Regions from separate parts of the Homo sapiens genome. Here region 1 is linked to region 2. A link is a loop called in an ENCODE intact Hi-C map of the cell type or tissue named here. Cell type or tissue: PC-9. All regions are shown on one strand. Each heading gives the region's core, and the rest is flanking DNA. Links, peaks and the distances in the headings are about the cores only.

Region 1 (14,460 bases), core at 4,344-12,343, 61 kb before region 2:
GGATGCAGCCCTTACTTCTGATCAGTGACGATGTAGCCATATTCCTCTGCTGCTGGGCGGGCTGAGGGCTGTCCTGCCACCGTGGGCTGGCTCTGGCCCAGTGGGCTTTTCTTCTCTAGCAGGACAGGTGTCACAGGGGGTCTGGCAGCTTTGGGAGGCTCAGAGGAGACAGGGCTTGGCACCTGCTGGACTTCACTGGAGGTAGGGCTGGCAGTGGGGTGTCCAGGCATGGGGGATGTGCGGGCTGGAAGCTCTGCTGTGTCTCTGCCCTCCACCGGCCCCTCCATTGTCTGTTCAGAAGAGGGTGGAGGTGTGGCCTCTGGACAGTGCTGGGGGAAGGGGTACCCTGGACTCGGAGCTCTCCACAGTGGAGCTCAGGACCTGCTTTTCACTTTCTACCCCCAGGGACCACTGCAGTGCTGGGTACAGAGAGGACACCAGAGCATCTGAGACAAGTAAGTGGATGCATGAATGAATAAAGGATTGAATGATTGAAAATGGTCTGTACTAATCCACAGAATGGGGCTGGAGACAGAAAACCCCTGCAGCAAGAGAAGCTGGGGTGAGGGTAAAAGACAAACAGGCAGGCGATGGTTTCTAGACTTTTGTTTAGCCACAAAGTCTTAGAAATCCAACACATGAAACAGAAAGAAGCAGAGCTCCTCCTGCTACAGAAGCTCAGGAAGGGCTCTCTGCTCGAAACTTCCCTCCTCCCCTAGGAATCCTCAGAGCATGGTCTGAAATGATTGTAGTGAAAAGAGGAATGAATTAAGAATTCAGTTTTCTGGCTCCAGTTCTGCCATCAACTTGATGGGAGACCTTAGGCAATAACTTGCGGTCTCTGGGCCTTGGTTTCCCCCAAAATGAGGGGTGGGAGGATACAGATTCTAGGTCCTGAATTTGAAATTTAGGTTTGGCAAGGGGGCGTGCTGCCATGGGGTGATTATGAGTCAAGGAGGTGCTGGGGACTCACTTTCTTGATATCAGCTCCAACATTTACAACCCCTCCTGCGAGACAGGAAAAACAAGAGTCTGGAAAAATGGCCATGGCCAAGGTCTACACAACACAAGTGGGAGAAAGGGCCAGAGACCCTGAGCCTGGAACATTTGCTGTGGTCTTCATCTCAGTCAGTGACCAAGACCCTGTTACTGGTCTCATCCTAAGCCTGGCCTCATTCCTTTTTGCTTCCTCCTCCCAATTTACTGTTTTATTAACTCCTCCCTCTACCATTGGCCATCTCTCTCAAAGCTATTCTTTGTTCAGTTATTTCTCTACCCATCAATTACTGGCTTCTTCTTAGTACTGGCTATGCCCGTTTTTAGGCCCTCATTGTCACCAACCCATCCTTCCCGATGCCTCCTTTTCCCTGCTCACACCCTCTGTTGGCTGCTTTTTCCATTACTTCCACCATCTAGTCTTTTCCTGATCTAACTCCTAAGCTTGCCACCCTACCCCCTTGCTCCCTGCCTTGCTGGCAATGACCCTATGTCTCAAAGGAACTCTTTCCCCTGAAGCCTGACTCTTCCTCTCCAGGCTACTCCAAGTGGTCTCGAGGCAGGGCAAGAGGCCTCCATGGAGCCGGGAGATATTGGTCCCTCCCTCTGCCTGGACACTTACCCGGATTTCTTCCTGCACCCTTGGGCAGTAGCTGCAGCAGGGTCAGGAGTGTGGAGAGCTGCTCAGGGGTCAGCTGACGCAGCTCTACCCCATAGCCCGCCAGCACAGCGGCCAGCCTCTGCAGAGCCGCATCTGCTGGGAGCCAGACACAGAGCTTAGGGCTGATTGCGCAGTGAACTTGAGGGATGCAGATGAGTGAGTGAGGGTGGGAAGGGACTAGCATGTTAAGAGAGTCTTCCCAGACACCAGGACACCAAGAGATGCCCTCCCTTTCCCAGCCCTTGTCCACACTTTGGGGGAAAGTTCTTCCTGGGACCCAGATCAAACTTCAGGACATCTTGACTCTCCACTGGAAGGAGAGTCACGTCAACTCCACTCCCCACCACTTCCCTAGTGCCTGGCATAGAACAGCTTGTCAGTAGACATTCCTTAAATGTATGAATGACTTTAAGGACAAGTTAACAAACGCATAGATTGTCAGGGAAGGGCCCCACCATGGTTCCCCCAAAGCAGCCCTCACAGGGAGGTGGATGCTGAGGACCTTGTTACCTGGCTGCACAGCTGGGGAAGCAGGCTTCTCTCCACGATCCCCTAGTCCTTCCTTCTCATAGCCCTCTGGGGAGTCCTCTGCCCGGCTGCTGCTCCCTTGCTCTGGCAGCCTTGGCACCCTGGCCCTGCTGGGTGCTGGCAACTCCTGGGCCAGATAGAGCAGCCCAGAGTCTTGAAAAAGCTGGGCAGGTGAAGGCCCTGGAAGGTCCCCGTAGGAGTGGCCAGGGTGGTCCCCAAATATGCCCTTGGAGGCAGTTCTGCTGAAGAGGGCAGGGGCTTCAGCCTTGGGCAGGGGGCCGACACTGACCATCCCTGGGGAGCCCTCTGAGACCCTGGAGCCATCACGGGAGCCAAACTGTGGAAAACCAGAGATCTGGGTAAGAGCAGAAGTCCGGGCTGAGGGACTGCGGTTGGGGTGGGACCAGAGTCAAGGACTTACCTGGTGGAACAGGTAGGGCTGCAGCAAGGCAGGTTCGTAACTCAGTGAAGGGTGGGGAGGCTGTGGGGGCAGCAGCAGGTGCTCCAAGAGAGGCGGGAGCAGCTCAGCCTGCAGAGGGGACAGAGAGGAGCTGGCCCCAGCTCCACCTTTGCCCACTGGTGGTTGTGGAAGCCGATGCTGGGCAGCAGGGGCGGAGCCAGTGGGGATGTCCTGTAAAAGCAGCTCTCCAGCAGGACCAGGTCTCTTGGGTGCCAAGCCAGACCTGTAGAGGAAAGCAAAGTGTGTGTGTTGGAGCGGGGGAAAGGGCATAGAGAGCCTGCAAGGCAGAACTATTCGGGGCCAGGCAGGCTCAGCGGTTAAGAGCAGGCCTGACCTCTTTAGAAACTGAGTGACCTCAGGGGAAGAGAGATGGGCTGGGTGGGAATGGGGAGGGACCAGAGGGCCAAGCTGAGGGCAGAGGTATCTGCCTCCCTGGTGAGCATGGCTGAGTCTCTGAAACAACTGCAAAGGCTGGGTAATCATGAGGCTGGGGATGGAGAAGGGGCAAACAGGAGCAGGGGAAGGCAACCAGGAATTTCTCTAGATGAACTGTGGCTGCAGCTGTCCCCGTTGCCCCTGTGTGCCATGTCCCCACACCTGGCTCTCCAAGTATATGTCCAAATATTCAGGACTGCTCCTCCACCCCCCACCACTATGCCATCTTCATCCTGGTATCATCATCTGAGCTCCCTAAACCTCATTTACTTTCCTCTGCTTTGCAGTCTGAATGATGCCTTTAGAGGCCCTAACCACAAAAAGATGATGGTGGCTCCTGTCATATAGAAATTCACATAGTAATGAAATGGAATATTGAACAACTTCAGTCCAACAGCATTCTAATTTCTCCCATGATGACTACATTGATGCTTCTTTTAAAGTAGCCAATGTCAATGTTTTTCAAAACATTCAAAAAATGCCCGTTTTTCTGGATCCCTAGAGATGAGCTCAGCTCCTCTTGGTCATGTGAGCATGTCAGAGAGTGACCATTCCTGCACCTCTTTACCTGTGCCCCAGCATGCTGGCCTTGGTGCCCACTTCCTTCCCCTTCTCTCCATCAATTAGGACAACCACAGATTCATCAGCCTCACCATTGCTAGAGTTGTAGAGAAAGGCTGCCTACCTGTCCCTTGGACGGGGCTCTGGGGGGCGAAGCCTGGGGATGCGCTCCATCTCCTGAGAGATCACATACTGGGTGAGGTCATCGTGCCAGGACAATCCTGTCAGGAAAGAGGACAGCGTAAGTTGGTTCAGGAGTCTGGGGATCCAGTAACGGGGACCACTGGGGATCAGAACTGTACCCTCTGCCCTGCAGCTCATGGGGTTTGTCAGAGTAGAGGGACAAACTCAGTGGGTGATCTGAGCTGTCTTCTTCCCACCCTCAGGTACAGCTATTGGAGCCAGACCACCTGGGTTTGAATCCTGCCTTTGCTACTGATGAATTATGTAACCTTGGGCAAGTTGCTGAACCTCTCCAAGCCTCAATTCCCTCATCAATAAAATGGGGATTTATACCTCCTAGGATTGTTATTATCATTAAAATAACACATATACATATCAAACGGTTAGAATAGTGCCTGTCATGTAGTGAACTTTTAACAAATGCTATTACCATAATTATTATTACTATTGTTATTATTCTTTGTGTTGACCCTGAACCTCAACTTTCTCTGTTTGTAAAGTGGAAACGATACATATTTCAGGGGGCTGTTGTGAAGATCAAGTGTGATCAGGGAAATCAAAGTGCTTAGAAAACTCTAAAGCATAATCCACATGTTTTAAACATGTATCATCATCTTCATTGTCGTCATCATCATCATCATCACCATTATCATCATCATCTTATTCATAGACAGCTCTCCTGTTTGACTCTTTCCCCCAAAAAAACTCTGCTCTCAGGAAAGTTCAGTCACTTATTCTAAAGGAATAATTTCCCACTTTTCACCCTCATTTTTTCTTCTCTAGTTCTGGATTTAAAATCTGTGCTGCTCTTAACTTGTATTCTGGTATCTACCAACATCCACACCTGCCTCCTTGCTTATTCACATTAGATGAGCTGTCTGTGTTCCTATTTAAAGCCAGTTCCTCTGAGCACTAGATTTCATCCCCTCTCACCTATTCAGGAACATTCTCCTTGCAATTCTCTCTTCTTTCCTACATAATTTCCTTTGTTCTCTACTGAATTATTCACATTATTCCCATGCAAACAATATGCAATTTCTTCCATCTTAAGAAAAATACTGCTTGATCCCACTTTCTTCTCTAGGGATCACTCCATATCTTTGCAGCAAGACTTCTAGAAAAAGTTGTCTATACTGACTGTATCCAATTCCTTTCTTTCTATTCCCTCTTAATCCACTTTATTCAGGATTTTATTCCCAACTATTCTACCAAAGCTGCTCTCATCAAGAGCAGCTTTGTCTGCATGTCCAAATCTAGTGGTCAATTTTCATATCTTATTTTACTTATCCCGTAATCATCATTTGACACTGTTGGTCACTCCTCCTCCTTGATACACTTTCTCCTGGCTTCTGGGACACTGAACACTGTTGTTTTTAATCCTACTCCACTGGCTTCCCCTTCTCAGTCTCCCTGAGAGGAAGTTGATGGTTCCTCTCTTTATCCTGGTCCTCATTTTTTTTTTTTTTTGAGATGGAGTCTCGCTCTATCACCCAGGCTGGAGTGCAGTGGTGCGATCTCGGCTCACCACAACCTCTGCCTCTCAGGTTCAAGTGATTCTCCTGCCTCAGCCTCCTGAGTAGCTGGGATTACAGGTGCTCGCCACCATGCCTGGCTAATTTTTGTATTTTTTGTAGAGACAAGGTTTCACCATGTTGGTCAGGCTGGTCTCGAACTCCTGAGCTCGTGACCTGCCTGCCCCAGCCTCCTAAAGTATTGGGATTATAGGTGTGAGCCACTATACCTGGCCTGGTCCTTTTAATAGAAGAATTATCTAGGACTTGATCCTTGGTCTTCTTAATAGACACTCAATCTTTTGGTTATCTCATCCACCTCATGGGTGTAATTACCATCTATATGCCAAAGAATTCCAAATTTATATCTCCAGGTGAGAACTCTGTCTCTCAGAATCCAGTCTCATGTACTCAACTTCCTGCTTCACTTGAGTAGACATCTTAAACTCAACATATTCAAAGCTGAACACCCCCACCAAGTTGAACCATTTGCAAGTTTCCACATTATAATTAGTGACATCTCCACTGATTCAGTTATTCAGTAAATAAAACCTTTGACTCCTGGCTGAGCGCGGTTGCTCACACCTGTAATCCCAGTACTTTGGGAGGCCCAGGCAGATGGATCACTTGAGGTTAGGAGCTCAAGACCAGCCTGGACAACATGGTGAAACCCTGTCTCTATTAAAAATACAAAAATTAGCCAGGCATGGTGGCGCGCACATGTAATGTCAGCTACTCGGGAGGCTGAGGCAGGAGAATCACTTGAACCTGGGAGGTGGAGGTTCCAGTGAGCAAGAGATTGCATCACTGCACTCCAGCCTGGGTGACACAGCAAGACTCTGTCTCAAACAACAACAACAACAATCAACAAACAAAATAAACCCAAAAAAACTTTGACTCCTCTCTTTATAACCATATCCAATATTTCACGAAATAATGCTGACTACCTTAAAAATAAATGCAGAATTCTCTCATCCTTCATTCCTTCCCTGCAATCACCTTGGCCCCATCCACATTCATCTCTTATCTGAGTTATTGTGGTAGTTTTTGTTTGTTTGTTTTAGTAAAGTGAAAGCAGTTTATTAGAGAAGTGAAGAAACAAAAGAATGGCACTCCATAGACAGAGCAACCTATTGTGGTGGTTTTTAGTGGTCCCCCTCACCAACTCTTGACTCCATCTATTCTAGTCTCACTACAGCAGCAAAAGTGATGCTTGTCAAGTGTAAGTCAGATCATGTGCCCCCAAGCTCCAAATCTTGTAATAGTTTCCTTCTTTACTCAGAGTAAAGCTAATGTCCATACATTCCCCTATGAGGCCCTAAAGTGATCCACATCCCTTCCCCCATTACCTACCTGACCTCACCTTCTACTCTTCCTCTCCATCAGTCTTCTACAGTCCCCTGGCCTCCATGGTGCTCTTCAGAATTGTGCTTTTGTCCTAACTGTTTGGTCTGCCTGAAATACTCTTCCCCTAGATAATCTTCTGACAAACTCCCCCACCTCCTTAAAAAGTCTGTTCAGATTTCATAGTCTCAATAATGTCCACCTTAACCACCTGATTTCCTCATTTAATACTGTAGCTTTCTACCTCACCATTTTGATCACTTTATCCTGCTATAATATTATATGCTATTTATCATCTTCTAAGACACTATGTATTTTCTAACTTTTATAGCGTGTTTCCTCCCCTTATCCCCCAAACAGAAACTCCAGTAAGCAGAGATCTTTGTTTTATTCCCGATACATTCCAAATACCTAAAACTATGCCTGCTACATAGTAAGTACTCAATAAATACTTGTTGAATGAGGAATTGGGTGAGTGGAATATTATCCTGGCTGAGGATTCCAGAGTTCTTGGCTCTGTAGCACTCAGACAATGCCAGTGAGAGGAACTGGTCCTAAGAAGATGGAAGCTGGCCTTTTCCAGTGACTTCTTCTTAGAAGGCTCCTCTGGGCTTCTCCAGAGAGTCCAAATGTGAATAGCCCATCTCTAGGGTTCCACCTCTTACTCTAGCAAGATATGGGAAGGTGAGGCTCCAGCAGTGGGGGTGATAGGAATATTCCTTGAAGAGAAATCTTCTTCCCCACCCATAACTAACCAAGTTCCAATCTCTCTCCTCCAGTGCACCCAGACCTTACCTTGGGACATGAGTTGTCGGAGCACACCTTGTAAGCGTTGGAGAACTGGGGAGGTGACTTGCAAAAGGGGCCGGGCCTGCCCCACTCCCACCTGGCACTGCCCAAACAAGCCATCTAAGGGCACAAAAGTGGTGTCAGCAGGGGGCTTGAATAAGAGGCCTTCCAAAGTCCAGGTTGCAAATGGACTGTACTCTCTTCACTTTCTCCCCTACCTCTCCTCCTCCAGGCAAGTCTTCCTTCTTCTCAAGCCCAGTAGCCCTCTTCCTTTCTGGGCCTTCTCTCCCCTTCTTGTTTTTTATTGCCCCTCTCCCCCCGATCTTGTGAGTTCTATGCTTGGGCCTCACTCACCCTGAATACAGACTTCCAGGTGAGAGCAGAGCCTGCGGTCAAATAGACAGCCTGTAGAGGAAAAGGTGAGCAGAGGCTCAGACACCCACTCACAGAGAATGGGCAGATGGGTGGACAGGCTGGGAACGGGAGAAGCAGATGCAATTTATTCTTTCATTCTAAAGAAGGCCTTAAGCTGGGAGGAGAGTAGGAATCAGGCCTGAATTTCTTAAAAGGAAGCATGGGATCTTGTTTTGGATTTTAAGAATTTGTGAGTCTGTATCCTTAAAAGCCTCTGTTTGCTTAACTGAGTGATAGGGAAGAAACCTTCCAGGTGCAGGGAGAGAGATTCATAGAATTACTGCAGGAGAGGTTTTGGCCAAATTCTGAAAGAGGAATTTCCTTCCCAAATATGGAAAAGCATCCTATAATGGCCTGGAACTCAGAAGAGGTTCTAGCACACTTCCCCCGGTCGGGGGAAAGAGGGCATGGGTGGGGCTGGGGAGGGTGTCTCTTAGGCATCTCTCCTCGCGCTGTCCCGAGCCGCTGGCGCTGTCCGCGGTGCTGAAGCTCTGAGTCTGGCGCCGCCAAGGGCTGGCCTTGGAGGCGGTTACCAGAGAGGAAGGGGTCACAGAGCGAGGACTCTCCACTAGACCTGAGCCCTCTGTTGTATTCTGCCAACCCACAGCGTCACAGGAAGTACTCTGCCTCTCGGGCCTCCAAGCCCGGGTGGGGAAAGAGGGCGCCAGGCGGCGAGGCTGCGCCCCTTCCCCCACGCGCCACCCTCCCATCCCCCACCCCCTGTCCGTGAGTCAGCGCTGACTGTCTCTGTCCGCACAGATGTGAGTCAGCACCAGGCCTGGCTGTGGGGAGGGGGACAAGAGAGGACCCTCCCCTCTTCATCCTCTTCTGCCCCCTCCCCGTGCTGTCCCCCGTTACAGGAGATCAGATCGCTGCAATCAGCTTCTCTAGGCTTACGGAGAAACCCTGGCCTCTCTCTCTGCCCAGCTGGGACTCTATGTCTGCGGCCCAGGCTTCCACTGCCCAGAGATCACCGTTCCCTCATTCTCCCCGCCACCTCCCCTTCCCATTCCTCAGCGCCTGTCACCACCTCCCAGGCGCCTCGGAGCAAGTGGCTTCTCCTGTGGTCTCGCAGCCGGTCTCTAAGTCCCTCTGCCCACATGCACCCCGTGTCCTTCTCCCGAACCTGCAATTTTCCCCAGAGCCCAATTCTCTTAGGTCCCGCCCCCGTATTCCCAGCCCCACCTCCAGGCCTACGCCCCTTTCCTCCGAGACGCCCTCTCACCTTCCTCATCTCGCATGCCTCCCCCAACCCATATTCTCCCCGAGCTTCATGACATTTCACCCTCACCCCCACCGAGTTTCGCTCCAGGCCCCAAGCTGCTCCCCGCCCCCCACCACCCGCCAGCCCAAGTTTCCTCCTGACCGTGGGCACTAACGGCGCTGCAGCCCCCCGGGCGGCTGCTCAGCAGCAGGAGGCAGAGGAGCAGCCGGAGACCCCCGGATCCCCCGAGACCCCCAGGCCGCCGCGGGCGCCGCATCTTTCCGAGCTCCGGGCGCTCGCTCCCGGGCCGGAGCCGCAGCGACGCTGGCGGGAGCCTGCCAGAGGGGCTGAGGCGGGGCTTGCCGCTCCCCACCTCCCTACGAGGCGGGGTCTACATGCCCCTCTCGCTGCAACGCGGCCAACCGCAGGCGGGTGCTGACGACACCTCCACCCCCGGCTCGTAAGCTAATTTGCGTCACATATGGCGTAAGAGCCCTGTCGGAGCGGGGGACCTACCTAGCCCATCCCTCCTCCATCAAATAGTAGGCGCCTCGCTAGAATTCCCACTTGGCCCCATCCCTGTAGCCCTCTTCTAGGATCACCTCTGTCTCCCCGCCCCAGGGTGGGTGAAAAGGGTTAAGTTAAGTGGGGGGCCAGGAAAGATAGGTGGGTCCAGAACGATAAACCCGAAGACAAGAAGCAGAAAAGTGGGTAGAATAAGTACTCTTACTCATTGTCATTGAAGATACTGTTCTCTTCCTTAAGAAAAAATGGTTAGGCATGCCTAGATTCCAGTTCTAGCAGGGCATCTACTAAGGGTATGACCTTGGGCACCTTGTTTAACTTGTCTGCGTCCAAGTTTCCTGATCTGCAAAGTGGAGGTGTTAATAGTTACTACCCGCCTCACACAGTGATTGTGAAGATTTTGTTCGTTACACTAATATGGATCACTTAGAAGGATGACTGGACTGGTGCATACTACATGCTCCATACATATTAGCTGTCATCATTAGCTTTTATTTATTTTTTATTGAGATGGAGTCTTGCTCTGTTGGCCAGGCTGGATACTGGCGTGATCTTGGCTCACTGCAATGTCCACCTTCTGGGTTCAAGCCATTCTCCTGCCTCAGCCTCCCTAGTAGCTGGAATTACAGGCGCACAGCACCTTGCCCGGCTAATTTTTGCATTTTTATTGGAGATGGGATTTCACCTTGTTGGCCAGGATGGTCTTGAACTCTTGACCTCAGGTGATCCAACGGCCTTCGCCTCCCAAAATGCTGGGATTACAGGTGTGAGCTACCGGGCCTGGCCTCATCATTAGCTTTGACTCTCCTTTCTCTCCGTCTGTGCCACCTCGAGGCTATCAATCATTTTATGGTTTCTCCCTGCAAAATACATCTCCCATCAGTCCACTTCTGTCCATCCTCACTACCTGAACTGAAACACTGTGCTCTTTCACCACGACCACTGCAGCAATCAGCTAGTAACTGCTCTTTTGCTTCCACTCTAGTCATCCAATAAGTAGGGGAGTGAGCTTCTTAAGTTCAGATTTGATCTCCTTCCTCTCTTGCTTTCCAGTAAAATAAAATAAAATTTAAAAAGGACAGAAATGCATAATGAATACTTACATACTCATCATCCATACTTAATGGTTATTGATGTTTTACAATATTTGCTTCTTTTTAGTATTTAAACATGAATGATAGACATCATGACATTTCTCTTCTAAATATTTCATTATGCATCTCCAAGAAATAAGGACATTTTCCTGCATAACCTAAGTGCTGTTATGACACCTAAAAAAATTTACAATAATTCCTTAATATAATTTTTTAAATTTTTTTTTTTATTTTTTTGAGAAGGAGTCTTGCGCTCTTTTGCCCAGGCCAGACTGCAGTGGCACTATCTTGGCTCACTGCAAGCTCCCCCTCCCAGGTTCACGCCATTCTCCTGCCTCAGCCTCCTGAGTAGCTGGGATTACAGGTGCCTGCCACTGCACCCGGCTAATTTTTTGTATTTTTAGTAGAGACGGGGTTTCACCGTGTTAGCCAAGATGGTCTCGATCTCCTGACCTCGTGATGCACCCACCTCGGCCTCCCAAAGTGCTAGGATCACAGGCGTGAGCCACCGCGCCCGGGCATTCCTTAATATAATTTAATGCTCAGTTCATATTCAAATTTCTCAGATTGTTTCCCCAAAAATGCCTTTTCTTTTCAGGTGTTTTGTTCAAAATAACAGTCAATTAAGAACAACCACGGCCTTTGTTATGTTTCTTAATCTCTGTAAATTAGCATAGACACCATATCCTCTCTCCCCTCCCCCATTTTTGACATTGTCATGTTGATAGACCAGGTCAATTTTTCTTTAGAACTCTTCTTCTGGGTTTATCTGATTTTTTTCTTCATGTTGTATTTCCCTGTATTTCTCCAGTGTATAACCTGTATATCACCTGTATTTCCTGTAAACTAGAAGTTATATATGAAGTATTGACTGTATCAAATTAAAGAATTTTTAAAGCAAAATGCCTCTCATTGCATCATTTCAGGAAGTACATGATGTCTGACTGTTCTATTAGTGATGTTAAAATTGATCACTGGTTTAAGGTAGAGACAGCCAGATCTCTGTATGTAAAGCTGTGGTTTTCTAATGTGACCAGCATGTAATTCTTGGATGATACTTTGGCACTGTGAGACTATCTAGTTCCTCATCAACTTTTCACCTAATGGTTTCACTATTCACTGGTGATCCATCCTTGACTAAATGATTTCATTAGAGGTTGCAAAATGGTGATTTTTATAATCCTATCATTCAATTCACGTTTATCGCTTATTTTACTTTGTAAAGAAGGGCTTTCTCTCATCAACTGGGTTTAGTTTACACTAAAATGCAATTCCAACTGGAAAGGTAACATATATTCTCAGCTTTTTCTCTTTACCCTTCTGCAAAATAATGAGTCTGTGTAGTGTAGTGACCTCTAACAGTGACTAATACATTTTTAAACATTTATTTATTTATTTAGAGTCAGGGTCTCACTCTATCACCCAGTCTGGAGTGCAGTGACAAGATCATAGCTCACTGCAGCCTTCAACTCCTGGGCTCAAGCAATCCTTCTGCCCCAGCCTCCTGAGCAGCTACCATTGTGAGCAACCATGCCTGGCTAATTTTTTTTTTTTTTTTTGTAGAGGCCAAGCACAATGGCTCATGCCTGTGATCCCAGCACTTTGGAAGGCCGAGGCAGAAGGATCACGTGAGCCCAGGAGATTGAGACCAGCCCGGGCAACATGACGAATCCTTGTCTCTACAAAAAATACAAAAATTAGCTGGGCGTGGTAACACGTACCTGTAGTCCCAGCCAGGTGTGGTGGCTCATGCCTGTAATCCCAGCTACTCGGGAGGCTGAGGCAGCTGAATTGCTTGACCCTGAGAGGTGGGGGTTGCAGTGAGCCGAGATTGCGCTATTGCACTCCAGCCTGGGTAATAGAGAGAGACTCCGTATCAAAAAAAAAAATTTTTTTTAATCCATTTTTCTGCTGATGGACATTTGGGTTGTTTCAGGTTTGGTAGTATTATGCATAATGCTATTGAGAGGTGACAGCATGCTGGCAGCCCTCACAGCCCTCGCTCGCTCTCGGCGCCTCCTCGGCCTTGGCGCCCACTCTGGCCGAGCTTGAGGAGCCCTTCAGCCCGCCGCTGCACTGTGGCAGCCCCTTCCCCGGCTGGCCAAGGCCGGAGCCGGCTCCCTCAGATTGCGGGGAGGTGTGGAGGGAGAGGCGCGGGCGGGAACCGGGGCTGCGCGTGGCACTTGCGGGCTAGCGCGAGTTCCGGGTGGGCTTGGGCTCGGCGGGCCCCGCACTCGGAGCGGCCGGCCAGCCCCGCCGGCCCCGGGCAGTGAGGGGCTTAGCACCTGGGTCAGCAGCTGCTGTGCTCGACTTCTCGCCGGGCCTTAGCTGCCTCCCCGCGGGGCAGGGCTCGGGACCTGCAGCCCACCAGGCCTGAGTCTCCCCCTCCGCTGTAGGCTCCTGCACGGCCCTAGCCTCTCTGACGAGCGCCGCCCCCTTCTTCACGGCGCCCGGTCCCATCGACCACCCAAAGGCTGAGGAGTGCGGGCACATGGCTCGGGACTGGCAGGCAGCTCCACCTGCGGCCCCGGTGTGGGATCCACTGGGTGAAGCCAGCTGGCCTCCTGAGTCTGGTGGGGACTTGGAGAACTTTTATGTCTAGCTAATGGATTGTAAATACACCAATTGGCACTCTGTATCTAGCACAAGGTTTGTAAACACACCAATCAGCACCCTGTGTCTAGCTCAGGGTTTGTGAATGCACCAATCGACACTCTGTATCTAGCTAATCTGGTGGGGAGGTGGAGAACTTTCGTGTCTAGCTCAGGGATTGTAAATGCACCAATCAGCACCCTGTCAAAATGGACCAATCAGCTCTCTGTAAAACAGACCAATCAGCTCTCTCTAAAATGGACCAATCATCAGGATATGGGTGGGGCCAGATAAAGAATAAAAGCAGGCTGCCCCACCGGCAGTAGCGACTCACTCGGGTCCCCTTCCACGTGGGGGAGGATTTGTTTTTTTGCTCTTTGTATTAAGTTCCTGCTGTTCAGTTGTGGGGTCCACACTGCTTTCATGAGCTGTAACACTCACGATGATGGTCTGCAGCTTCGCTCCTGAAGCCAGCGAGACCACAAACCCACTGGGAGGAACGAGCAAGTCTAGACGCGCCACCTTAAGAGCTGTAACACTCACTGCGAAGGTCTGCAGTTTCACTCTTGAGCTAGCGAGACCAAGAACCCACCGGAAGGAAGAAACTCGGAACACATCTGAACATCAGAAGAAACAAACTCCAGACACGCTGCCTTTAACAACTGTAATACTCACTGCGAGGGTCCAGCACTTCATTCTTGAAGTCAGTGAGACCGAGAACCCACCAATTCTGGACACACTATTATGAATTTTTTTTTTTTTTTTGAGACGGAGTCTCACTGTCACCCAGGCTGGAGTGCAGTGGCACAATCTTGGCTCACTGCAACCTCTGCCTCGGGTTTAAGTGATTCTCCTGCATCAGCCTCCCCAGTAGCTGGGGTTACAGGTGTATGCCACCAGGCCTGACGAATTTTTGTATTTTTAGGAGAGGGGGCTTCACAAGGTTGGTCAGGTTGGTCTCTAACTTCTGACCTCGTGATCCTCCCGCCTTGGCCTCCCAAAATGCTGGGATGACAGGCGTCAGCCACCGTGCCCAGCTGCTATTATGAATATTCCTGTACACACGCCTCTTGTGTACATATGTGTGCATTTCTCTAAGCTAGTAGTTCTCGAACTGTGGCCTCTGGACCAGCAGTATCAGTATCTGAAAATTTCTTAGAAAT
Region 2 (15,421 bases), core at 7,422-15,421:
GGTGGAGGTTGCAGTGAGCTGAGATCGCGCCATTGCGCTCCAGTTTGGGTAACAAGAGCGAAACTCTGTCTCAAACAAACAAACAAACAGACAAAGAACGACAAAAAAACACTAATAACTTTAACAAAATGGAAGCACAGCGTTCCCCAAACTTTAGTTATTTGAGAACCACCAACATGATTTTTGACTTATCTTTGTACCATTGTGCTATTACTGCCTTACTCTTCAAGTTGATGATTCATGCTTTTTATTTATGTGAAATTATTTTAAATTTATTATTTATTTAGAGACAGGGTCTTACTCTGTCTCCCAGGCTGGAGTGCAGTGGTGCAATCTTGGCTCACTGCAACCTCCGCTTCCCAGGTTCAAGCAATTCTCCTTCCTCAGCCACTCGAGCAACTGGGATTACAGGTGCGCACCACCAAGCCCAGCTAATTTTTGTATTTTTAGTAGAGATGGGATTTCACCGCGTTGGCCAGGCTGGTCTCTAACTCCTGACCTCAAGTGATCCACCCGCCTTGGTCTCCCAAAGTGCTGTGATTACAGCTGTGAGCCACCGCGCCCAGCCAAGTGAAATTATTTTAAAGGGCAACTTTGCTACTGTAAATGGAAAAAACCGTGTTTCTTGGCGTAAGTAGAAGCTAATTATAAAATATAAAGACAGACTCCAAAGAAAAAGAAGATATGTGTAGAGAGACCCCAGCACCCTACCCGTGAGGAGGGACTTCAGGACTGAGGCAGTAGTCCCAGGACTGATAAGTAAAGAGCGACCTTGGGCGCCCCCCCCCCGCTGTCATCAGCGCTGACGCCCTGGACCCACACAGCGGCGGGGTTTGGTTTGACGTGGCTCCCAAAGGCGAGGGCGGAGCTGGGGAAGGTGAGAGCACCCAGGCATCCGCACAGGCGTGACCCTCTGCCCACCAGGCACCCTGCCCACACAGCGCGCCGCAGGAAGCCCTCCGCATTGGTGTCCAAGCTCGAGCACCAGGTGGAGGAACCCGTGGCCATCGGGTGTGGGGTGTGCAGGGTGCGGAGAAGGCTAGGATTCCTCCCAATCCTCTGCTGCGCCCTCCCCCAGCCGCCTCCCCAGGTTGAGGGGAGGCCCCGGCCCAGGACTGGGCTCTTCCCGAGGTGGGGACTGGATGCCCGCGCTCCGGACTCCTGCCGGAGATGCCAACCCCCCAGCGCTGGGCACCTTGCCTTGACCCCTCAGCGCGTCTCACATGGCCCGGATCTCGGTCCCTTGGGCACTCCCTCTTGCCCAACTCCGAATTGGAGTTCTTGTAGTTCTAGTTTCCACCCCGTCTTCCGACGTTTAAGACCCCGCTTCCAAGACGCCCTCTGGCTTTCTCTTCCCATCCCGCACACTTCCCTAGCTTCTGAGCTGTGTGCACCCACCAACCCGCAGCCCTCCCTCAGGATCGCCCCTGCCCTTCCCCCAGGTTTCCTCCTGACGGTGGGGACTAATGGCGTCCCAGCCCCCCGGGCGGCTGCTCAGCAGCAGGAAGCAGAGAATCAGAGGCACCCCCGCTGGGCCCCGAGCCCCATGCGCGCGCAGGGGCCCCCGCATCTTGTTGGGCGCGCGCTGCCCCGCCTGCACCGCAGCGACCGCGGCCAGAGCCAGGCCAGGCGGCTCTGCGCGTCCCTCTCTCCGCAGCGCGGCCAGTCGGAGGCCGGCTGCAGCAAGGTCCCCAACCCCGGCTCTCCCGTGTCTTGGCGTCAGAGTCCTGCTTTTAAGAGTGGGGTGTTGCCTGAATATGGTCGACCCCTATCTAGAATCCCAACCCCCTACCCGCCTACACACACACACACACACACACACACACACACACACCCCCACACACCATATTGCCTCCCCCTCACTCCCACTTCTTATCACCAGGGATTAACGATGGGGGGGGGGGCTTGATAAAATCCAGAATTGCATATTGGCAAATGGCACTGGGTGTCCTTCTTGAGAAGCAGTGTCCCTTACTTGTTAAAATAGTGTGCTGGGACCGGGTGCGGTGGCTCACGCCTGTAATTCCAGTACTTCGGGAGGCTGAGGTGGGAGTATAGATTGAACCCAGGAGTTTGAGACCAGCCTGGGCAACATAGTTAGACCCCGTCTCTAAAAAAAAATTTAAAAATTAGCCGGGTGTGGTGGCAGGCACCTGTGGTCCCAGCTACTTGGGAGGCTGAGGTGGGAGGCTCATGTGAGTCCGGGAGGTCAAGGCTGCAGTGAATCGTGATCCTGTACTCCAGCCTGGGTGACAGAGCAAGACCCTGTCTCTCTCTTCCTACCCCTCTCCGGGCAAAAAAGACAGTGTGCTGGAGCCAAATCCAAATACCTGCAGGCAGTTTTTTGCTTCCTCTGTGCCCCAGTTCCCTCACCTGTAAAATGAGTTTGACAGTAGCGTCTAGCTTACAGTGTTCTTAGAAGGATTAATAAGTTTAACACCTTTGAAGGATTTAGAAATATGATGGGACCAGCACATCATAAGCATACATCAGAAGCACTCAATTAACGTTGGCTATTACTGTTCTTTTTGATGCTCCCTCTCTGTCAGTGGCACCTCCTATGCATTGTTCAGGTTTCTCCCTGCAAAAATTTTCTCTTACAGTTTACATTTTTCCCAGACCCAATGCCATTGCCCTTGTTCAAACCACCATCATCTTTCTTTTATTTTTATTTTTGTAAATGTTTAATAGAGACAAGATCTTATGTTGCCTAGGCTGGTTTCAAACTTCCAGGGTCAAGTGAACCTCCTGCCTCAGTCTTACAAAGTGCTGGGATTACAGGCGTGAGCCACCATGCCCAGCTGGCCATCGTCTTTCACCTGTTACAGAAATTGAATCTCATCTAGTTGCCTGGAGTAACTAATGACTTGGGGTGTGTTCTAGGAGTCTGGGATTGTGTCTGGTGTACTGTAGGTGCTCAGTCGTTCTTGTTGAATATTTGTTGTTCCACTCTTGCCTCCCTGTAATCTCTTAAGCACCAGGAGAAGCTTTCCAAAATATAAATTAAAGCATGTTATTCCCTTGCTTAACACCATCCAATGGATCACCTCATTTACACTTTTGAATAAACGCTAAATTCCCGACCATGGCCTATGAGCCCCAACGTGATCTAGCCTTGCCTTCCTCTCCAGCCTCATTTCCTTCTCTCATCTTGCTCTCTCTGTTCCCAGCCTCCTTTCCATTCTTTGAACACCTGAGTCCTTCTCAAAGGCCATTTCTGCTTCTCCCCACCCTCCATTGTTATCTCTTTGTTCTAGTATAACCCTCCCCACCAAGTAGTTTCTGGTCCCTAGGAATAATTGTCACTTCATTACCTTCATGACTCTTACCACTGTCCATGACTTCTTCGTTTTTTGTTGTTGTTGTTGTTGTTGTTTGTTTGTTTTGTTTGTTTTGAGATGGAGTTTTTGCTCTGTTGCCCAGGTTGGAGCGCAATGACGATCTTGGCTCACTGCAACCTCTGCCTCTTGGGTTCAAGCAATTCTCTTGCCTCAGCCTCCCAAGTAGCTGGGATTGTAGGCGCCTGCCACCACACCCAGCTAATTTTTGTATTTTTATTAGAGATGAGGTTTCACCATGTTGGCCAGGCTGGTCTTGAACTCTTGACCTCAGGTGATCTACCTGCCTTGGCCTCCCAAAGTTCTAGGATTACAGATATGAGCCACCGCGGCCGATGGACTTCTTCCTTTGTTTACTTGTTTATTTGCGTCTCCCCACTGGAGTGTAAATTTCAAGAGGACAGAAGACATGTCTGTTTGATTTGCTATCACATCCTCAGTGTCTGGCTCAGGACCTAGCTCAGCCTGGATGCTCCAAAATGAAACAGATTTTGGGTCCTGAGGCCCCAGATGAAACACCTCTGCCTCAGTGCTCTTATCTGTTAGATGGGCAGCTCATCAGGGTGACTGTGAAAATGAAATGAGATGATGGATATAAAGCAGCCTCGTGTTGCACAAATGCATTGTGAGTTGAATTCTAGTTCCTTTCAGCTTCAGCCTCTCTGGGTTTGTAGATTTCGGCTATGCCCCAAGGTTTCAAGGTGAAAGACCTTGAAACCCAGAAGGGCAGAGAGGCCTGGTCTGGTAGAGAATCAGGAGCAGAATCCAGGAGACCTGCCTTACAGCTCACCAGGGGGAAGGTGTGAGACAGCCCACCTGACCCCAGGGAACAAAGGCTGCCCACCTTGATAGGGAGAGGGTGGGCCACCATGCCTGTGCCTCTTCTTGGATAGCCAGTGGGGATGGTGCTATCATTGCACTGAGGCCTGCAAGACTCAGGCCACCACCCTTTGTCGGGAAACAAGGTCTTCCCTCAAGGACAGGATCACCTCTGGTGGGAATCTCCTAGAGAAGAGGCAGCTCCTCAGGCCAGGCACGGTGGCTCACGCCTGTAATCCCAGCACTTTGGGAGGCCGAGGCGGGTAGATCACAAGGTCAGGAGTTCAAGACCAGCCTGGCCAACATGGTGAAACCCCGTCTCTACTAAAAGTACAAAAATTAGCTGGCCATGGTGGCATGTGCCTGTAGTCCCAGCTACTCTGGAGGCTGAGGCAGAAGAATTGCTTGAACCCGGGAGGCAGAGGTTGCAGTGAGCAGAGATTGTGCCACTGCATTCCAGCCTGGGTGACAGAGCAAAACTCCATCTCAAAAAAAAAAAAAAAAAGAGAGAGAAGAGGCAGCTCCTCCGAGATGGGTCAGAGCTCTATGGGGAGCCCCAGGTGGGCATCTAGATGGTGAAGAGCCCAAAGACTCTAGAAGTGGGTTCTCGGGACTTGCGCATGCGTACATGTGTTTATATGTGTATACATGTGTTTATATGTTTGTGCATGGGTGTTGTGTCCATGTGTTTATATGTGTGTGCATGTGTTTGTATGAATCAATGTGTACTGTATGCATGTGTGTTTGTGTGTGCGTATGTAGGTTTGTATGTGTGGGAGATGTATTTGTGTATGTAGATGGGATGTGTGTGTCAATGTGTATATGTGTACATGTAGTGTACTTGTATTCATTGTCTATTACTTTTTTTAAAAATCCAGTTTTAGCAAAGAATATCTATGGCTTATTGCTACATGACAAATTACCCCAAAGCTTAGTCGCTTAAACTATAAACATCTATTTCACAGTTTCTGTGGACTGGGAATCTGAGAGAGGCTTAGCTGGGTATTTTTGGTTCAGGGTCTCTCTTGAAGTTGCAGTGAAGATGTTACTCAGGGTTGGCTGTAGTCTTCTGAAGGCTTGCGTGGGGCTAGAGGATCCACTTTCAAGATGACTCACCCTCCTGGCAAGACGATGCTGGCTGTTGGCAGGAGGTCTCAGTTCCCTACCACATCAGCCTCTCCATATGGCTGCTTGAGTGCCTCATGACACAGCAGCTGGCTTCCTCTGGAGTGAGTGACCTGAGAGAGAGAGAGAACCAGGCAAAAGCCACAGTGTTTTTAAAACCTAGCTTTGGAAGTCCCATGCCATCATTTCTGCCATATTATACTGGCCACAGAGACCAACCCTGATACACTGTGGGAGGGACTACACAAAGGCATGAATTCCAAGAGGTAAGGATCACTGGAGGTCATCTTGTAGGATGGCTATCACATGCAGTATGTGCGTGTGGGTATGTGGGGTGTGTGTTTGTGGGTGTGTACATAAAGATGTGTGTGTTTGTGTATATATGTGTATGTTTTTGCATATGTATATATGGATATATAGCAATATGTTTGTGTGACATGTATCTATGTATTGTCTGCATATGTGTATGCATGCATTTATGTATATGTATCTGTGTATTGCACATGTGTGTTTTTTGCGCACGAGTATGCATGCATGTATTATGCCTACATGCATGTCTCTGTGTTTGTATGTTGTGCATGTGTGCATATATGTGTATGCCTTTTTGTATGTATTTGTAGTATGTGAATGAGCATATGTATGCATGTGTGATGGGTTTGTATATGTATCCAGGTGTATATGTGTGTCTATGCCTGTGGCTGTATATGTTTGCAAACATTGTATGTGCATGTGCACCTGTGTTGTGTGTGTGCATGTATGCTTACATGTGTGTGTTTCTGTATAGATGTCCATGTGTAAGTCCGCATGTGTCTGTTTATGTGTGTGTAGGTGTATATATGTTACGTTTATGTATGTGTGTGAGGTGTATGTGTGTAGGTTTGAGAATATGTGTGTGCATTACTATGTACATATTGCACTTGTATATATAAATGTGTGCTGGCACATGCATACAAACTTAGGAATGTCACCTGCTGTGGGAGGAAAGCCTGGAGTCAGGAGTGGGGAGACTCAGGGAGGAGTCCCTATTATTCCTGGGGTAGCCCATGAGTGGAAGGCTCTGGAGCCTGGAGAGCAGGCTCTCCCTTGCATTTAGGATATGTGGATCCATGGTCCTCTGCATCTGGCTTTCCTTTGTCAAGGCTTTCTGTTGTTGTTCATTTTTGTTTGAACATTTCAGTCTTTCCTAAGCTGTCAAATAAAGCAGCAGAGAAAGGGTGGTCTCTATTGCCTGGAAGTTGAGAGTTCAGTGTAGACTAGTGCCCCTTTGGGGCTGGCCTGGGGAAAACAAGGGGATTTCCCTGGAGAGCACGGCTGACCCTCCCTCTCATCTCTTCTCGCCTAGGGCCACTCTGGGAGCTTCTGGAGTTTATTGGGCAAGAAGGGAGGGCATTTCTTTACTTCTAATAATCCAGTCATCTTAGGAGCCACTCTTTTCCTCTTTCCATTTAGAATATTTCTGACACCAACTTTTGTGTTTAGAAGCTTTTATGCTTTTTTTTAAAAAAAGTATTTTTACCTTTTGATTATGAAAGGTAATACATATGAACAGAAGTAGACAGAATGTAAAGATACAGCTCAACAGATTTTCAGAGTGAATAGCCATTTATACTATCCAATAAGAGGGTTCAGGACATGCCACCCAGAAACATGGCACACTGGCATGTTGAATATTTTAAGCTGGAAGGATCTGAGAAACAGCATGTGCAGGACAATCTCTCTGACTTCCCTGATCCTTCTCTCCTGAAGGGATCTCCCTGATCCTTTCCCCATGTGAAAGGTGTCCTTCCTCCAAAGATGGGGACACAGACAGGAATCTGAACACATGGGCCTTGTTAAGTCTTTTGGGTAAATAAAATTAGTTTTAAGATTGTTGGCAGGCTGGGCGCAGTGGCTCACACCCCTAATCCCAGTGCTTTGGGAGGCTGAGACAGGAGCATTACTTGCGCCCAGGAGTTTGAAACCAGCTTGGACAACATACTGAGACTTGGTCTTTACAAAAAGTTTAAAAAGTAGGCCGGGCTTAGGGGCTCACGCCTGTAATCCCCGCACTTTGGGAGGCCGAGGTGGGTGGATCACTTGAGGTCAGGAGTTCAAGATAAGCCTGGCCAACATGGTGAAACCCCGCCTCTACTAAAAATACAAAAAATTAGACTGGCGTGGTGGCAGGCGCCTGTAATCCCAGCTAGTTGGGAGGCTGAGGCAGGTGAATCCCTTGAGCTTAGAAGTTCAAGGCTGCAGTGAGCTGTGTTCACACCACTGCAATCCAGTCTGGGCAGCAGAGTGAGACCTTGTTTATATAGATTAAAAAAAAAAAAAGCCAGGTACAGTGGCTCACGCCTGTAATCCTAGCACTTTGGGAGGCCGAGGCAGGTTGATCACAAGGTCAGGAGTTCAAGACCAGCCTGACCAACATGGTGAAACTCCGCCTCTACTAAAAATACAAAAATTAGCTGGGCGTGGTGGTACACACCTGTAATCCCAGCTACTCAGGAGGCTGAGGCAGGAGAATCACTTGAACTCAGGAGGCGGAGGTTGCAGTAAGCCAAGATGGCTCCATTCCATTGCACTCCAGCCTGGGTGACAGAGCCAGGCTCTGTAAAAAAAAAAAAAAAAAAAAAAAAAAAAAAAAAAAAAAATTGTTGATAAAATAAAAGCAGAAATGTCTTTGGAGTTGTCAGCATTAAATAGAATGCAGAACTACAATTTTATTTTACCTGGGTTTACTGGTCAAACAATGTTATATCAACTAGATGTTTAAGGTTATAAAACTATAAATCTAAACTAAGAATAAAATATACAATAAAAATAAATTGCTTGATGCATATCAAGCATAGCAGTTTTTAAAAAAAGACAGAGAAGAACCATATATTTAAATTTTTAGGTTTTTTGCTTCTGTTATTTTTTTTTAAACAGGGTTTAGCTTTGTTGCCCAGGCTGGAGTACAATGGCATGATTATGGCTCATTGCAGCCTCAACCTCCCAGGCTCGAGCAATTCTTACCACCTCAGCCTCCCAAGTAGCTAAAACTTCAGGAGAATGCCACCATGGACAGACAATTTTTGTATAGATGGGGTTTGGCCATGTTGCCTAAGCTGGTCTCGAACTCCTGGGCTCAAGGGATCTGTCCACTTCGGCATGCCAAAGTGCTGGGATTATAGGCGTAAGCCACCATGCCTGGCCATTTTTTACACTTACCTGATTTGTCAACAAGAAAAATAACTTGAGATGATGGCTAGCTTTGTTTGATGTTACAGTATGTCTGCCTGAATCAGTTTCCAAATCTTATTTGGTAACTTGCAAACTTAAAGTTAGGTTAAATTAAGCAGTAGATATTCATTAAATGTCTGAACCATTTGTAAGTAAGATAAACTACTGAAACATTAACTACTAAGCATAAATTTAAGCGTATATACTTCTGGCATCTTATTTTTATATGATATAGAGAAGCTAAATATATTTGGGTCTACTAATAAGCATGTTCTTTGCCACACTGAAAGACTGTACTATATTAGGAAGCATATGTTCCTGAAATTATAAAATAGTATATTCATAAATTTACTAATCTACTACAAGATGCCGATATATGACAGGCAGTTCACAATTGCCTGCTTCCTAGTTTTCACAGCAAATTAGGGTCACTAAGGGTTAAAACTTATAATAAGTATACATAAATAAAACAATTAGACATCATAGGATGGAGGGAAACAACTTTGTATGCAAAGTATGCAAGGTATGAAGAAATTATTATTATTATTATTATTTGAGACCGAGTCTTGCTCTGTCACCCAAGCTGGAGTGCAGTGGCGCGATATCGGCCCACTGCAAACTCCACCTTCCGGGTTCAAGCGATTCTCCTGCCTCAGCCTCCCTAGTAGCTGGAATTACAGGCACATGCCACCATACCCAGCTAATTTTTGTATTTTTAGTAGAGATGGGGTTTCGCCATGTTGGCCAGTCTGGTCTCCAATTCCTGACCTCAGGTGATCCGCCCGCCTCGGCCTCCCAAAGTGCTGGGATTACAGGCGGGAGCCACTGTGCCTAGCCAGCCGTGGGTTTTTCATAGATGCCTTTATCAGGTTGAGCAAGCTCTTTTCTATTTCTGAATGTTGAATATTTTTATTATGAAAGGGTTTGGGATTGTACCAAATGCTTTTTCTGCATCAATTGAGATCATGTGGGTTTTGCTCTTTATTCTATAATATAATGTATTACATTAATTAATTTTAATATGTTGAAGTAAACCTGCATTCTTGGGATGTCCACTTTATTATAGTACATTACCAGCCTGGCCAACATGGCGAAACCCCATCTCTACTAAAAATACAAAAATTAGCTGGGCGTGGTGGTAGGTGCCTGTAATCACTGCTACTCAGGAGGCTGAGGCAGGAGAATTGCTTGAACCTAGGAGGCAGAGGTTGCTGTGAGCCAAGATTGCGCCACTGCACTCCAGCCTGGGCAACGAGTGAAACTCCATCTCAAAAACAAACAAACAAAAAAAAAACCAAATTGCCACCTTTGTCATAAACCAAGTATCAAATATTCATTTGTCTCTGTTCTATTGGTGAGTTTTATTCTTGAACCAAGAATATACTATCTTAATTTCTGTAGTTTTTATAATAAGCTTTGACAACAAATAAGGCAGTTGTCTTCTTCGATTCTTTTTTAAAAAAAATTTTTAAGATACGGGGTCTCACTATGTTTGTCAGACCGATCTCTAACTCCTGGGATCAAGCAATCATTTCATCTCAGCCTCCCAAGTAGACAGGACTACAGGCACGCACCACTACACCCAGCTCAAATCTTGGCTATAAAAAAGTATCAGCTTGTCAACTCCCACACAAAAAGAAGAAAAGCAAGGAGGAGGAGAGAAACTGTCGGTATTTTTATTAGAATTGCACTGAATCTATGTATCAATTTGGAGGATAACATATTTTACAATATTGAGTTTCACATCATGAATAAGAGATATCTTCCAAATCATTTGGACCTTCTTACATAAAATTTTCTCTATAGAGGCCGGGTGTGGTGGTTCACATCTGTAATCCCAGCACTTCGTGAGGCTAAGGCGGGCGGATCACCTGAGGTCAGGAGTTCAAGACCAGCCTGACCAACGTGGTGAAATCCCATCTCTACTAAAAATACAAAATTAGCTGGGCATGGTGGCACATGCCTGTAATCCCAGCTATTTGGGAGGCTGAGGCAGGAGAATCACTTGAACCTGGGAGGCGAGGGTTGCAGTGAGCCAAGATCACACCATTGCACTCCAGCCTGGGTGACAGAGCAAGACTCTGTCTCAAAAAACACACACACACACACACACACACACACACACACACACACACAAATTTTCTCTGTAGAGATCTTGCATAACTTTATTGACAGATACTTGATTTTTATGCTTGTAGAAGTAAACCTTTTAAAAATTTCGTTTTCTACCCATTTTTTATTGGTATGTAGAAATAAAATTGATATTTGTATGTTGATTTTTCAGCCAGCTGTATTGATAAACTCTCTCATTACGGCCGGGTGCAGTGGCTTACACCTGTAATCCCAGCACTTTTGGAGGCCGAGGCAGGCCGATCACGAGGCCAGGAGATCAAGACCATCCTGGCCAGCATGGTGAAACCCTGTCTCTACTAAAAGTACAAAAATTACCTGGGTGTGGTGGTGTGCACCTGTAGTCCCAGCTACTCGGGAGACTGAGGCAGGAGAATGGCTTGAACCTTGGAGGCAGAGGTTGAAGTGAACCAAGATCACACCACTGCACTCCAGCCTGGGTGACAGAGCGAGTCTCGGTCTCAAAAATAAATAAATAAATAACTTATTAATTCAAATAGTATAACTTTTGGATTTTCTACATAACAAATAATATAAAAAGAAAGTTTTATTCCTCCCTTTCCACCTTTCTTTCATTCCTTTTCTTGTTTTAGTACATAGCTAAAGACCTAGAGTAAAATGCTGAATCGTAATAGAATAGCAGACATCCTTATCTAAAAATCTCAGAAGAATTCTAACTTAGTTTCAGTTTTCCCAGAAGCAGACCCGGAGACAAGGATCTGTGTACAGGAATTTACTGGGAGGTGAAGGAAAACATTGGTTGGGGAGTGGGAAAGGGAGACAAGGAAGGGAAGGTGGCCAATAGAGGCATGTGTTATCAGGCTTATCTCTGGAGCAGAATTCTGCTGGGGGGACTCTGGGAGCCAGTGTAAACTACATGCCTCAGAGTTCTCTCACCCCAGATGGGAGGGAGCTGTGGTATTCAGACACAGAGTCTTGCCAGTTATTGTTTAGAGCTGCTGTGGGATGGAGCTTGAATTCCCCAGCACTTCCAACTGCCATGGGAGTGGAAAACTGTAGTCAAGCAGCAAAGAAAGCCCTCAGGCAAGAAGTGCAGATGCTGGCAGCTGAAAACGGTAGTGTGTACACTGAAATGGTAAAAGTGACGGATACAGGTAAGTTGCCAACAGTGTCTTCTACAAACCCCTTCAACATTTTACTGCATTAACAAGTAACATTTGCAGTCCCCATAGGATAACGGCAGCTGCATAAGTCCAGCCTTTCTAGACACGCTCCTAAAATCATTTTGTCAATGAAGAGAGAAAGAAGGGGAAGAATACACATAATTGCTGAGCATGGTGGCTCACACCTGTAATACCAGGCCAAGGTGGGGGGAATTGGTTGAGTCCAGGAGTTCAAGACCAGTCTGGGCAACATAGTGAGACCGTGTCTCTACTAAAAATTAAAAAAAATTAGCTGGGTGTGGGGGCGCATGCCTGTAGTCCCAGCTGCTCAGGGGGACTGAGGCAGGAGGATCACTTGAGCCTGGGAAGTTGAGGCCGCAGTGAGCCAAGATTGCATCACTGCACTCCAGCCTGGGCAACAGACCAAGACACTGTCTCAAAACAAACAAACAACACACACACACACACACACACACACACAATCCATGCTTACAGCATAATTAGGAGACAGAAAACACCACAAACTATGATGGTAAAATGTTGCCACCTGGCCACTGTTACTCTGAAGTCCTACTATCACCATTAACATCAGGGAGCTCAGTTCTCTGGTAGCATTCCCTACTGTGAACCCTGGCCTACAAAGGACAGCCACCACTCAGTCAAAGTCTAGTAACTGTCATACTACAGCATGCAGGGTTTACCACCACCACACTTAGCATTAACAAACAAATAAGAATCCTGGTACTTAGAAAATACACAGAATAGACTAAGTTAAGGAAAAAGGAGAATGGACAAATACAAGAGAAAGAAGGAGGAGGAGGAGGAAAAAAAAAGGAGAAAGAGGAAGAGAAGATAAAAGGGGCTGGGCGTGGTGGCTCACGCCTATAATCCCAGCACTTTGGGAGGCTGAGGTGGGCAGATCACCTGAGGTCAGGAGTTTGAGACCAGCCTGGCAAACATGATGAAACCCCGCCTCTACTAAAATACAAAAAAAAAAAGCTGGGCGTGGTGACACGCACCTGTAATCCCCACTACTCAGGAGGCTGAGGCAGGAGAATGGCTTGAACCCAGGAGGCAGAAGTTGCAGTGAGCCGAGATGGCGTCACTGCACTCCAGCCTGGGTGACAGAATGAGAGTCTGTCTCAGAAGAAAAAAGGAAAAGAAGAAAAGAAAATTCTAAAAAAGGTAAACTAATCTATAGTGACAGAAAGCAGATCAATGGTTGCTTGGACGTCAGGAGTGGAGAGAGAGATTGATTGCAAAGGGGTACAAGAGGATGATGGAAAGGTTCTGTATCTTGATTGTGGTGGTGGTTTCCCAGGTGTATATGGTATATCTGTCAAAATTCATAGAATTTTACACTTTAAGTGTATAATTTATTATATGGAAATAATACCCCAATTTTTTTTTTTTTTGAGATGGAGTTTCGCTTTTGTTGCCCAGGCTGCAGTGCAATGGCACAATCTTGTCTCACCACAACCTCTGCCTCCCGGGTTCAAGTGATTCTTCTGCCTCAGCCTCCCGAGTAGCTGGGATTACAGGCATGTGCCACCATGCCCGGCTAATTTTGTATTTTTAGTAGAGACAGGGTTCCTCCATGTTGGTCAGGCTGGTCTCAAACTCCGAACCTCAGGTGACACGCCCACCCCGGCCTCCCAAAGTGCTGGGATTACAGGCATGAGCCACTGCACCCAGCCTTCATGTATAACTTTTAACTCCCTGTAAACTTAATTACTGTTGACCAGAAGCTTTACTGATGACATAAACAGATTACCACATATGAAGTATATTCTATGTATTACACACTGTATTCTTACAATAAAATAAGCTAGAGAAAAGAAAATGTTATGCCTGTAATCCCAGTACTTTGGGATGCTGAGGCAGGAGGAATGCTTAGGCCAGGAGTTTAAGACCATCCTGGGAAATGTAGTGAGACCCTGTCTCTTTAAAAAATTAAAAAATTAGCTGGGTATGGTGGTGGGCACCTGTAGTCCCAGCTATTCAGGAGGCTGAGTGGGAGGATCGCTTGAACCTGGGAGGTGAAGGTTGCACTAAGCCAAGATCTTGCTACTGCACTCTAGCCTGGGCAACAGAGCAAGACACTGTCTGAAAAAAAAAAAAAAGGTGGGGGGGGGAGAGAATGTATTTACTATTCATTAAGTGGAAGTGGATCATCATAAAGTCTTCATCTTTGTCGTCTTCATGTTGAGTAGGCCAAGGAGGAGGAAGAGAAGGGTTGGTTGGGGCAACAGTGGGAGAAGAGGCGGAGGAGGTAGAATAGGGGGTAGCAGGGGTGGGGGTTCAGGAGAGCCAGGCATACTTGGTATAACTTTTTTTTTTTTCCAAGACGGAGTCTTGCTCTGTTGCCCAGGCTGGAGTGCAGTGGTGCGATCTCCGCTCACTGCAACCCCCGCCTCCCAGGTTCAAGCAGTTCTGTTGCCTCAGCCTCCCAAGTAGCTGGGATTACAGGCGCCCACCACCACAACCTGCTAAATTTTGTATTTTTAGTAGAGATGGGGTTTCACCATGTTGGCCAGGCTGGTCTCGAATTCCTGACCTCATGATCCGCCCACCTCAGCCTCCCAAAGTGCTGGGATTACAGGTGTGAGCCACCGCACCTGGCCGGTATAACTTTTATTGGGACAAATCCACATGTAAGTGGATGAATTTGAACTGCACAGGTCCATTTATATGTGGATTTTCTTCCACCTCTGGGGTAACATTTCTATCACCCTCTTAAAAGTTTTCTTGCACCCTTTTGCAACCAAACTCTCTCTCAATCCTTGACATTCAAGCAACCACTGGTCTGCTGTCACTATAGTTCAGCTGGCATTTTCTAGAATTTATCCCATGGGAAAAACCAAGGCAAATGTACAATGATATATGTACATTTATCTCAATGTTATTTAGAGTTGTCAACTGGAGAAAAACTTAAATGACCATTATTAACAGACTGAATAAATAATGACCATCTATACAATAAAATACTGTACGCCAATTGTAAGAGTAAATACAGTGTGAGGGTAAAATTTTTTACATAAGTAATACATGGTACATTCTGTTATACAAAAGGAAACCATTACAAAAAGGCTAAGGCCCTTTTGTCACTCCCAACCCAGAAGATCACTGTAAAAGTTTCAGGTGCATTTTTCCAGGCTTTTTCTATACATGTATACATCTACGTGCATATTTATATACACATAAAAATATATAATAATTTTTTTTTTGAGACGGAGTCTGGCTCTGTCGCCCAGGCTGGAGTGCAGTGGCTCAATCTTGGCTCACTGCAGCCTCTGCCTCCCTGGCTCAAGCTATTCTCCTGCCTCAGCCTCCCGAGTAGCTGGGATTACAGGCACCCACCACCACGCATGGCTAATTTTTTTTGTATTTTTAGTAGAGAGGTTTTCACCATGTTGGCCAGGCTGGTTTTGAACTCCTGACCTCAAGTGATCTGCCCACCTCGGCCTCCCAAAGTGCTGGGATTACAGGCATAAGCCACCGTGCCTGGCCATATAATGTTTTGAAGGTACTCCTTGTCCTGTGTCCAGTTCTGCAACCTGCCTTTTCTACTCAACAATGTCTTTGTAATCTCTTCATGTTAGTACACACACTATACAATTTATCTTTTTCTCAATAGCTACCTATAATGGACATTTCATAGTGTATTTGGGCTTGCCT

Evidence for each region. Peaks named below come from ENCODE experiments on the same cell type or tissue, not always from the same donor. Only the 100,000 strongest peaks of a DNase experiment are listed, where the experiment ranks them.
Region 1: a loop joins it to region 2, with 4 times the contacts of the local background. A loop is called at or near these places in 7 of 110 quality-filtered maps.

What each region holds. Positions count from the first base shown.
Region 1 is chr2:219,299,970-219,314,429 of GRCh38, forward strand. It overlaps PTPRN (protein tyrosine phosphatase receptor type N), which reads right to left and starts at 9,432. Exons shown (of 23, transcript NM_002846.4): 1 at 9,249-9,432; 2 at 7,823-7,873; 3 at 7,475-7,588; 4 at 3,766-3,862; 5 at 2,607-2,868; 6 at 2,168-2,522; 7 at 1,619-1,750; 8 at 974-1,008; 9 at 16-290. The coding sequence starts at 9,363. In PC-9, for the core only: no CTCF peak of the experiment used is centred there; no DNase peak of the experiment used is centred there; H3K27me3 peaks cover 3,668 bases.
Region 2 is chr2:219,357,414-219,372,834 of GRCh38, forward strand. It overlaps DNPEP (aspartyl aminopeptidase), which reads right to left. Exons shown (of 15, transcript NM_012100.4): 15 at 14,630-15,421. It overlaps LOC105373883 (a long non-coding RNA gene), which reads right to left and starts at 12,639. Exons shown (of 2, transcript XR_923917.3): 1 at 10,938-12,639; 2 at 5,089-5,395. RefSeq lists an enhancer at 5,150-5,199. In PC-9, for the core only: no CTCF peak of the experiment used is centred there; a DNase peak (open chromatin) is centred at 11,638.